2 separate regions of the Mus musculus genome follow, and region 2 is linked to region 1. A link is a loop called in an ENCODE intact Hi-C map of the cell type or tissue named here. Cell type or tissue: gastrocnemius. All regions are shown on one strand. Each heading gives the region's core, and the rest is flanking DNA. Links, peaks and the distances in the headings are about the cores only.

Region 1 (5,371 bases), core at 140-5,139:
CAATTGGTGACTTTTTTCAGCTGGTCACTTGAACCCCCTACGGAGTGGCAGACAGCCAGGTTATCTTAGAAACAGCCTGAACAGGGATAGGCATTAGCTGTTATTTTAGGAGCCCCACTGTTCTTTGTCACTGGGCTGTGACCAAGCCTGCCTGAATGCACCCTGCTTGGCCTGCCCACCCATAACGCAGCCTTCTGGGAAGGGGGCTGGGGATCGGTTCCTTCCTTCCATGCAAACTGCTTTACTCAGTAACACCCTGCAGCTACCTGCACTCAGGAAGGGGAGCTAGGATCTAGTCACAAAATGTTCTTTCATTCCAACGGTCACCGGCTCAGATGCCCCCTGGGGCCAGCAGACTGTGCAGCTTCTACTCAACAAGCTACCAACCGGAGCTTGGTGCACAGACTGGCCAAAGCCTTTCTTCCTATTTTTTCCCTCTCCAGGAGGAACCAATGATCTCAAGTTTTATATAGAATATTCTGGTTTTAGGCTCAGTTTTCAGTTTTACTTAGGAAAAAGAAAGAAAGAAAGAAAGAAAGAAAGAAAGAAAGAAAGAAAGAAAGAAAGGAAGAAAGGCAGTCAAAACCAACCTTGTCTGAGAGTCTTCTTATGCTGCCCAAGGGCTGTCAGTTTGTGACTTTGGTTTGATTCACTAATCCCAGAACAATGGGTGCCACTTGCCCTACATTTGCATAACTAAAATCGACCTGGCAAGGATTTGGGACTGAACAAAGATTAGTTGTGACTTGGTTAAGGAAGGTTCATGACTTCAAAATAAAAAATCAAACCTTTGGCTTGGACCTTGTGGCTGCCCTGACCAGTTCCTGTCTCTAACCCCCGTGTGCACCTCAGAACTTTTATGCTCATCTGACTCTCTCTCCCTTTACCTCTTGTTCCAGTTATCTATCCACAACCGTGGCATCACACTATCTGCCAAGATTTGACTCAAACCTCCCAGCCTCTGGGGAGCCTTTCTCTGACCTTAGCTTACTCTGGTGCTTACCCCACTCATACAAACACCAGCCATTGGCCACAAATCCTAACCTGTTTAGATGCCTGACACACACAACCCAAACCCCAGAAGGCAGGAAGTTCGTGTGCCTTGGCATCCCCGTGGCTTCATAGAATACCCTGGACCTTAAGCAGCTATGAAAAATAATTGCCTTCACCATGGCCTCCCACCCACTAAAAACCCACGTGTGAAAGAAGCTGCAGCAAGGAATGATGGGAAACAGTGGCAGCCCAGCTACTCGGGAGGTTGAGAGAGAAGGGTGGTGAGGATCGGACCAGCCAGCTCTGCAAGCCAGGCTCCTCTCCTTGGCCTTCGTCTTTCCTTTGTTTAAGTCATAATGTGTGAAGAGAAACTACAGACGTGGCTAGGTGGTAGAATGCTGGCCCAGCAGCTGGACCTCGGTTCAGTCTTCACAAATATACTGGCTCATATGAGCAAAAAGGAAATCTAGTTGAGCTCAGAAGTGGTGGTGTGTGCGCGTAATTCCAGCATTCATGAGGCAGAACCACGACAGAGAGAGGGGGTAGGGGTTGGGGGGAGAGAAAGAAATGATGTCCTAAATTTTAGGACTAATTTTTCTAGGCCTATGTGGTGGTGCACGCCTTTAAGCCCAACACTCAGAAGGCAAAAGCAGACTGACTTGAAGGCCAACTAGGGCTATAGAGACTGCTAAAACGGGGGGTGGGGGGGTGGGGGTGGGGTGGGGGGGTGCGGCGGTGGCAAAGGATTCCTTCACATGCTTGTTAAATACACACACACACACAAGCAAGATTTAAAATTCATTTAACTACGGACATGGCTCCAGCTTCAGTTGCTGCAGTTTCTGAATTAATTAGTCTTCATTCATTTGTTTTGTCTCCTCTGAGAAAACCTTAAGGACTCCCGTGTCTCTCACCGTGTAGGTGAAGATGATCTTGAGGTTACAGGCCGGATTAATGAGGGGCTGCAGAGTCGAACCTAGGGCTTCATGCGCAATAAAAGCTACAATGCACCCTACTAACTGGGCCACGTACCCAGCCTGACTCAGAAATTCTGATCCTCCGCAAGATTAGGGGAGGACCCCTCTCTGTCTCCTCTCCTCCTCTCGGTCTGACTCTCTGCCAGGATCCAATTTGCAATCCACTTGCTTCCTGTTAAAGAGTTCAGGAGTGCACCCCAAGGTCAGCCTTCTCCATCTTTCCTGGAGTGGGTGGGGGAAGGGCTAGAATTGGGTAGTAACTTGCCAGAAACAGCTCTTCCCACCGAGCTGCGGCTAGCTAGAAGGTGAGCTGCCACAGACGAAAAGACCCTTTGCATAGCCCATTCTTAAACTGGCTGAGGCTTGTACAGTTGTAAACTGAAACTTGGGGCAAACCCTGGCGGTTACATTTTTTACACAAAGAATGCTTCCTTCTTCGCTCCGTCGATTACTTCCTGCATTCTGACTCTGCTGAGCAAATGCATACCCGAGCCTTTGGTGAGCTGCTGAGCACGGTCGAGCCACCCTCCTACCTGAAGTGGCGACCGCAGTAGCAGCGGGCTTGGCGTTTCATTCATAATACTTGCACCAGCGTGGAGGGAGGCGGGGCGGGGGCCTTTCGTCTGTTTAATAAAATCCCGGCCATGCAACCGAAAGGGAAAATGATCCCGGAGTATGCTGCCCGGGGGATGAGCCCTGCACCGCCGCCCTTGGCTAATTATACCGGAGATTGTGCAATGGGCCCGAGCCATTCACCCTGCAGGGCCGCGGCGCCTCTCACTACGTCTGCACAGTCCTCGGCTCCCTTGGCACAGCGGGTACCCGCGGCTGCTCGCCCGAGCATAGTGATGCAGGCGCTGCAGCGGCCCGGGCGCGGCCGGAAGGAACTGATAAACCGGCGCGCGAGTGGCACCCCTCCCCCGCGTCGGAAGTGTCCTCGAGCGCCGGTCATTGAGAAATACTGAAGGGGCAGAGTGGGGTGAGGCGAGGACAGCCCTGAGGCCGCGGCTCCTGGCCTGTGATCCCACGCGCAGCCGGCTGTCCGGCCGCCTAAGTGCGGGTTCCGCACTGCGCCCCACAGGGCCGCCGGCTCGAAAAGCAGGAGCTGCCCCGCTGCAGAGCCTGCAGATCCGGCCGCCGAGGGGCGCTCCGGGCTTTCCCACAGCCCCTGGGAAAGGAAAGAGCTACGGGGCCTCCCCTGCCCAGCCTGTGGAGTTAAGAGGCAGGCAACTGTGCTGGGTTTCCGTGAAGTTGTGAGCAGATCGATAGTACTTTTGAAGTTTTAAGATCTTACTGAGTAAACACTTTATTTTAAAAGACTCAAGTCTCAAGTAGTTCAAATTGGCCTGGAACTCAATGACCTTGAACTTCTGACCCTTCTGCCTCCTGAGATAAAAGATTGTGCCACCGTAGTCTTGTATCAAAAAACAAAACAAAATAAAACAAACAAACAAAAATCCCAAATTCTCTGGGTTTGTTGTTGTTTTGTGACTTGTGTTTTATTTTTTAGTCAGGGTCTCACTCTAGCCCACATTAGCCTGGAACTGTGTACTCCAACGGACAGTGATTATTTTGTCTCAGTCTCTCGAGTCTACCGTGCCCCGATTGATGGTTATAATGCTTCTGAATTGAAATCTAAATCTAAGATTGGGACAAACTAATATTTTTTTTTTTTTTTTTTTGGTTTTTCGAGACAGGGTTTCTCTGTGTAGCCCTGGCTGTCCTGGAACTCACTTTGTAGACCAGGCTGGCCTCAAACTCAGAAATCCACCTGCCTCTGCCTCCCAAGTACTGGGATTAAAGGCTTGCGCCACCACGCCCTGCTTACTTATTTTCGAATGTCTACGATTTTTTTTTTTTTGAGAAAGGACATGATTTTATTATAGTTTGTGGGGGTAACAGAATAAGAAAAAATAAGACATCAGTGGGACAAATCAAAACAAATAAATCCCGAGACGTTACAACAAACTCTAGAAATAGATCGGTGTGATCCAAGTAATTCATTAGACACTTCCGTTATTGTTCTTTGGGAGTCATCCACCTTGCTTTTCAATCTGAAAGTTGTCAGACCACAGAAGTGACTAGTAAGCCCTGTGGAATTTTCCTGTCTCCATCTCTTCAACAATGGGATTATAATTGCAGGCCATCAAATGTGGGTGCTAAAGAAGGAGCATAGGCCCTCGGATGACAAGTAAGCCTCATACTAACCTATCTCCTAGCTCTGAATGGGTCTGCTTTTTGTTTGTTTTATGTTTATTTTCTTTTATGTGTATGGGTATCTTGCCTGTATGTATAACTATGTATGCATTGCTTGGGTACCTCATGCTCTTGGAGTCCAGAAGACAATGTCAGATCTTTGGAACTAGAGTTATAGAAGGTTGTGAGCAGACATATGGGTGCTGCAAATCATACCTGGGTCCTCTGAAAGAACAACCAGTGCTCTTAACCACTAAGCAACTCTACAGCTTACCCAACCCCCAGTCTTTTTTTTTTTTTTTAAACCAAGGTCTCAATATTTAGCCCTAGCTGTCCTAGAACTCTTTCTGTAGACTAATATAGCTTTGAACTCAAGAGATCTACCTGCCTCTACCTTCAGACTGCCAAGATTAATGGTGTCTACCACCACACCCAGTATGTCTCACTTTCTTCACGGCCTACAAACAAACAAACAAACAAACAACAAAAAAAAACAAAACAGAAACAAGCAAACAAATAAAAATACCCCCCAAATCAAACAAACAAAAAATGAAGAAAGATAAGGTTTGCTTTGTTTATTCCTGTAAAAGTTGAAGAATTAACAGAGACCTCACTGTCAGGACCTCAGGTCTTCTAAGAGAAAACCAAAATGCAGGTCTCGAGGTTTGGCGTCCTTACCACTACTTGTCATGAGCACTCAGAATCCAGTGTTGAACCTCAATGTGTATCCACAAAGATCATGGTTGTGGAAAGCATGAAACCACTGGTTTCTACTTGACTCAAAGGTGAAACTCTTATTTTTCAAGCCCCCGTGGAACTCTCAATACACACAGACCTCTAAGAGGGCTACTTTTGTTTTGTGTATGGGTTTTGTTTTAGTTGTTGCTGATTATCATCATCATCATCACCACGACCACTACTTTGATTCAGGGTCTTAATCATGTAGTCTGGTTGGCATGGAACTCATTATATAGGCCAGACTGGCCTCAAACTCACAGAGATCCACCCACCTTTTTGCTTCTAGAATACTAGAATTACGGACATGATCCACTATGCCCGGCTGTTTTGTTTTTGTTTTGTTTGTTTTTTGTTTGTGGTTTTGTTTGAGACTGGATTTTGCTTACTAGCTATGTCTAGCCTAGGATTCTACTTGTAGACCAGGCTGGACTTGAACTACTATCAATCCTCCTACCCCAGCCTCCGTA
Region 2 (5,371 bases), core at 83-5,082, 190 kb after region 1:
CCTTTTTTCTTTAATTTTAACTTTTCAGGGCTGGGGGTACACCTCAGAAAGAACGTTTATCTTCCAAATCCTTGGATATAATCCTTAGCATCATAAAAAACAAACCAATCTACCTTCTTAAATAGCTCACATTTTAAAATCTAAAGTATACAAAAGGTAAATGAAACCACCATTTAATTAAGGATTTAAGATGCTTCTGTATCTACCTCCCATGAAATTACAAGTACGTACATTTGATAGTACAGTGCTGGGGATGGACCCTCCAGTTCCTCAAGCATCAGGCAAGCACTCTACTAACTGAGCTCCACTCCAGCCCCCATGAGTGTGTGACTAGATGGTAAGTATATTCATATGTCAGAGTGGGGGAGACTGTATGCTATGGTGCACATCTGGAAATCAGAGGACAACTTCAAGTGCTGGTCCTCATCTTTCACCTGTCCTTTGCTGTCCACTGCTGCATACAGCTCTAGCTTGCCCAAAAACTTCCTGGGGTTCTCCTTTCTCTGTCTCCCACCTTGTGGTGGAAGCACTGGTGTTACAGTGCCAGCTCCACTCCACGTGGGTCCTGGAGATTCAGTCAGGTGCTTATCCACTGAGCCATCTCCCCAACCCCTTTTCTATTACTGTTTTAAAAAATCAAGTCTTAATGTCTTCTCTAATATTTAATTGTAAAGGCATCATTATAACTTCAGGTACCTAAGTAAAACTAAGATGAACAAAGAAGAATAAATAGTTAAGAAACAACCCAAAATCTAAGTAGCTATTAGTCGTCAAGTTTTCTTAAAAGACATCACAATATTCCTAACTGCGTTACGATTTAAATCAGAACTAGCTGATGTATATGAGGATCCGACTATTTCATTCACAGTCAAACATATCTACAAAAAAAGTGAATAAAGTTTATAAATAATTACAAAAATAGATATAAAACTTTTTTCTCTGTGTATCCTTGGCTGTCCTGGAACTCACTTTGTAGATCAGGCTGGCCTCGAACTCAGAAATCCGCCTGCCTCTGCCTCCCAAGTGCTGGAATTAAAGGGGCGCGCCACCACACCTGGCATAAAACTTTTTTTAAAATCATCTCCTTTCACTTATGCCATAGTAGCTGATCTTTTTATCCTAAGAAACAGATTTAAAAAAAAAAAAATAAAAATGGATGGAGTCTCCCTATGTAGCCATGGGGATTTGCCGGTTTCTGCCTCCCAAGTGTTGGCATAAAAGATGTATGCCATCACTTCAGCCCTTTTTAAAACACTTTTAAGACACTGTTACTTTAAGTGTTATGTCTGTTTACTTGAGTGTTTGTATATGTATCACATGTATGCCTAGTACCCACAGAGGCCAGAAAAGAGCACTGAATACACTTGAACTAGAATTACAGAATAGCTGTGAGCTGCCACACAGATGTTAGGCATCAAACTTGGGTTCTCAGCAAGAACAACCAGTGCTCCTAACTGCTGAGACGTCTCTTTGGTAGTAAGATACTTTTTTTTTTTAATAAGTACTTTTATAAGAATTTCTGAAAAGTTTAGCATTTATAATTTAGCTTAAATATAGTGTAACAATACAGGCTTTGCTTTAAAAACCTTTTTCCTGATAATTTAGAAGCTTTATAAAATTGTACCATTTCCCTCACTGCTTTATCCTTTATCTCAAAAAATGAGATGCATTTTATGTATCCCTTCATGAAGTCTGCAAATATAAATATCTCTAATGAGCACATAAATGGGGTTGCTTAAAAACCTTTAAGTTACTGAATCTTAGGGCTGTTACCACAGCAGTGGTATGGATGTCCCTTTGTATTGTTACCTATCCTATTCTAGCCCAGATTTAGCTTAAATGAAGCTAGTACAATAATTGTCAAAGTTTGTAACAAATTCAACCAAGGGCACTATAATGGCAGTGAATACCAGCTCCTTCCCCTTTCAACAATCTGGCTTCAAAGGTGTAATTCAAGTAAAATCTATTTTAATTTGTGTGTCGTCTCTGTGGCAGAGAGGAGAAAAGTCACAAAATGTTGCAAATCGCTAAAGGAGTCAGAAACAGTTGCATCTTCAAAACTGGAACTTTGATGCTCCACCCTTTTAACTGGGGATAGAAAGAAACCAGTTGCAACGAGTTTTCTGAATCAGAACTTTAGGCTTATTTTGACATTTTTAGCATCTTCAAGACTAACGTGTCTATCCTGTACTTAACAGAAAAAAAAAATGAAGCAGAGGAGGAACCAGAAATGATCCAACTTCCCACTAGAATTTACTTGAGAGGTCCTAGGTCTATAATAGGGCGGCATGCAAAGCAAGAGGTGAAGCAGGAGCTGCTGACCATCCCCCTCTCTCAAAACCACAGACGACAAGGACAGCCCACACGCTCTCCCGGGGCAGACTCCAGCCGCGGCCCGGGGCCTGACAGCACTTCCTCTTTTCTCTGCGGAACCCGTTTCCTGCCTCGCATTCGGCATCTTTCGCTACACAGGAAGAGGAAGGCCGCTAGGTCTTGTATGGACGAACACAGGCGAGCCTCGGAAATGGAGACCTCCTCGCCACCGAGGGACAGGGCCTCTCACCGTCTAGACCCATCTCTCGGCACGCCGGCGGATGCTTGCGAGCGCGCGGGGACAGGTTCCGCCGCCTTCGGGTGCAGCGCGGGTAGCCTAGCTCCGGGCCACCGGCTCCGGGCCGGCCGGCGCCCCCCGAGAGCTCGCCCGCCCGCGCGCCTGCCCGCGCCCCCGAAGCCCAGCCGCGCAGCCGAGGGGCCCGCGCGCACCCCGCACACACACGCGGCCGCCCCGCCGGGCCTTACCCCAGTGCCGTTGTCGCACACCACCACCTTCCTGCCCTGGCTGTCCATGGTTCGTCCTGGTGAGCCGCCGCCCGGCCTGGCCTGCTTCCTCCTCCACACGGCCCCGCCCTCGGCCCGCCGCTCCGCCCAAACCGGAAGTCCCCGCCCGGCAGCCGTTCCAAGAGGGCGGTGCAGAGAGAGAAAAGAAGAGCGGGGACTGGCAGCCGAGAAGGCCAATGAGAGCTGTCCGGCGCGGACCCGGGCGCGCCCTCTCGCCTCGTTCTGCTTCCGGGGCTGCGCTTGGCTGGTGGGGCGGCGGCTCTGACCAAGTTGTCTCGGGACCTAGGGCGCGGCCGGGCCGGCTGTACAGGAGGCAGGCAGGTGAAGGCCGGAGGGTGTGTGGCGGGACGGCAGTGGAGAAGGGTGGAGCAGCCGGCTAGGAAGACCGAAAGCCACCTGGAGGTCCCGAGGCATGATGTGTCATTGCTCCTAGGCCTGGGTGGATACACCTACAAGTTTCAAACCTCCGGTTTATTCCACACCTCCAGTTGCATGCAGCCCTAGGAGCCTGGCGGGATGCTTTCGTTTCTTTCTGCTTCACCACTTCCCTCTTTGATTTTCTCAAACAGGAACTCACCATGTTGCCAAATGCAGACTTTAAAATTGAGGTCCTCTGTAACCTCCCTTGGAAACAGGGACAAGTGTTACACGCACCTCTTTAAGAAATTGAATATGCACCCGGGCACTGTTGGCGTTCGCCTTTAATCCCAGCACTTGGGAGGCAGAAGCAGACGGATTTCTAAGTTGGAGGCCAGCCTGGTCTACATAGCAAGTTTCAGGTCAGCCAGAGCTATAAAGTGAAACCCTGTCAAAAAAGAAAGATAATGCTTTCACTTAGCGCATAGTGGTGAACTTGCTTTCAATCCCAGCACACAAGTAGAGGCAGTTGGATTTCTGTGAATTCCTGGCCAGCCTGGTCTATTTACAGAGCTAGTTCTAAGACAGCCAAGGCTACAACAAAGAAACCCTTTCTCGAAAACAAAGAACAAAACTCTTTCCTTTAATTTTAGTTTAGTTTTGTTTTCTGAGACAGGGTCGCATTGTCTATCCTTGTGTTAAAACTAAGAATATTAAGTTAAAAAGACCAAATCCATGATTGTCCAATTGGAGCAATTTTGGGGTACACCAGGACTGGCCAACCACCTGTCTCACCGCTGCCGGTCGCTTGAGGTCCGTTTTATGGGCGAGATGTGAGCGAATTGTTAGATACAGTGAAAGGGAAGAGTCAAGGGTCAGAGTATATGTCATGTGAATCCCAAGTTTAGCTAGGCTGAAAACTTGTTTTGCAGTTTACATCAGACCTAAGAAACAGAAACTTATTCTTTTTTGTTTGTTTGCTTTTGTTTGTTTGGTTGGTTTTTTTTTGTTTTTCGAGACAGGGTTTCTCTGTATAGCCCTGGCTGTCCTGGAACTCACTTTGTAGACCAGGCTGGCCTCGAACTCAGAAATCCGCCTGCCTCTGCCTCCCAAGTGCTGGGATTAAAGGCGTGCGCTACCACGCCCGGCTTCGAGTGTATTTGCTTTTATTGTACATTTTTTTTCTAAACTCTTTGGCACAGTTTTCTGGGGGCATTCCGACTGCCACAATACAAGTCAGGAGAGAGCTTGTTTATGATGCCAATTTCAAGCATTTAAATTTTGGTTTGGGTTGTGGCTTTTTCTGTCTTTGAAGTCTGCATTTACTTTGTAACAACTGTACTTTTATATTTCTATATCCTCTAACTCCAGAACTTCAGTTAGTTTATGAAATGCAACATCAAACCCCTTTGTTTTCTGGGAAAAAGAAACTGCAATGACTTGAAGTTGAGAATGTGGGTACCGCCTCACTCACACACACTCATTCTCAGACTGTGAAATCCCCCACGCGCCTTCTCAAGGGCACATAGACAGTACCAAGTGCTACGGTACAGTGAAGGTGGGCTCAAGACCCGGGCTCCATCTTTCTCCTCAGTAGCAGGGGCCAGGCTGCCTTTCACAACACAGCCCCACAGGTGAACCCAGGTCCTCCTCTCCCAAATCAGTCACCCATTCGGCACCGGCCAAGACAGGAAAGCTAGTTCTAGCCTTCCCTGGGAAGAGACAGCTTTTTTGTTTTTCATAAGTAAGTAAATCCATTGTTTCTCTATTCCAAGATGGCTGATGTTATGTTTTCTACAAACTCAGTGCTTACTTAGCTCATGTCTAACAGGGCTGCTGCTGTTGGCTGTGGCAGGATTTTCAGTGTGGTGTTTTCAAGCCTCACTCATCCTCCCATTCCCAAACATTCAGCATTCGTGCACACTCCTCACTTCCGGGTTTTTTCAAAAGATTGGAGATTTCCAGTGGGGGTCTCAGGTCATCATCTCAGTGGTACCAAATCAAGCCTGGTTCTTCAGAGAAACTTATTCTTAATTACAAATAGAAACCTTAACTTGCAAAGACTTTAACACAGGAGAAACAACTTATCCTTAACTGTCTTACTGTAAACAGAAACTTTAACTTGGAAGGTATAGTGTCAAAAGTTAACTTCCAAGTGTTCTAACACTTGGCTGAC

The links. Hi-C counts contacts between places; a loop is a spot of excess contacts. Peaks named below come from ENCODE experiments on the same cell type or tissue, not always from the same donor. Only the 100,000 strongest peaks of a DNase experiment are listed, where the experiment ranks them.
Region 2: a loop joins it to region 1, with 4 times the contacts of the local background. A loop is called at or near these places in 4 of 42 quality-filtered maps.

The regions. Positions count from the first base shown.
Region 1 is chr11:19,917,473-19,922,843 of GRCm38, forward strand. No RefSeq gene overlaps it. Among named protein-coding and RNA genes, the nearest start is that of Spred2, 4.3 kb to the right of the region's middle. In gastrocnemius, for the core only: a CTCF peak has its summit at 3,110; DNase peaks (open chromatin) are centred at 311, 2,255, 2,856 and 3,059; H3K4me3 peaks cover 1,657 bases; H3K27ac peaks cover 2,091 bases.
Region 2 is chr11:20,110,006-20,115,376 of GRCm38, forward strand. Actr2 (ARP2 actin-related protein 2) reads right to left here and starts at 2,946. Exons shown (of 9, transcript NM_146243.2): 1 at 2,800-2,946. The coding sequence starts at 2,847. In gastrocnemius, for the core only: no CTCF peak of the experiment used is centred there; DNase peaks (open chromatin) are centred at 2,509 and 2,967; H3K4me3 peaks cover 2,861 bases; H3K27ac peaks cover 2,757 bases.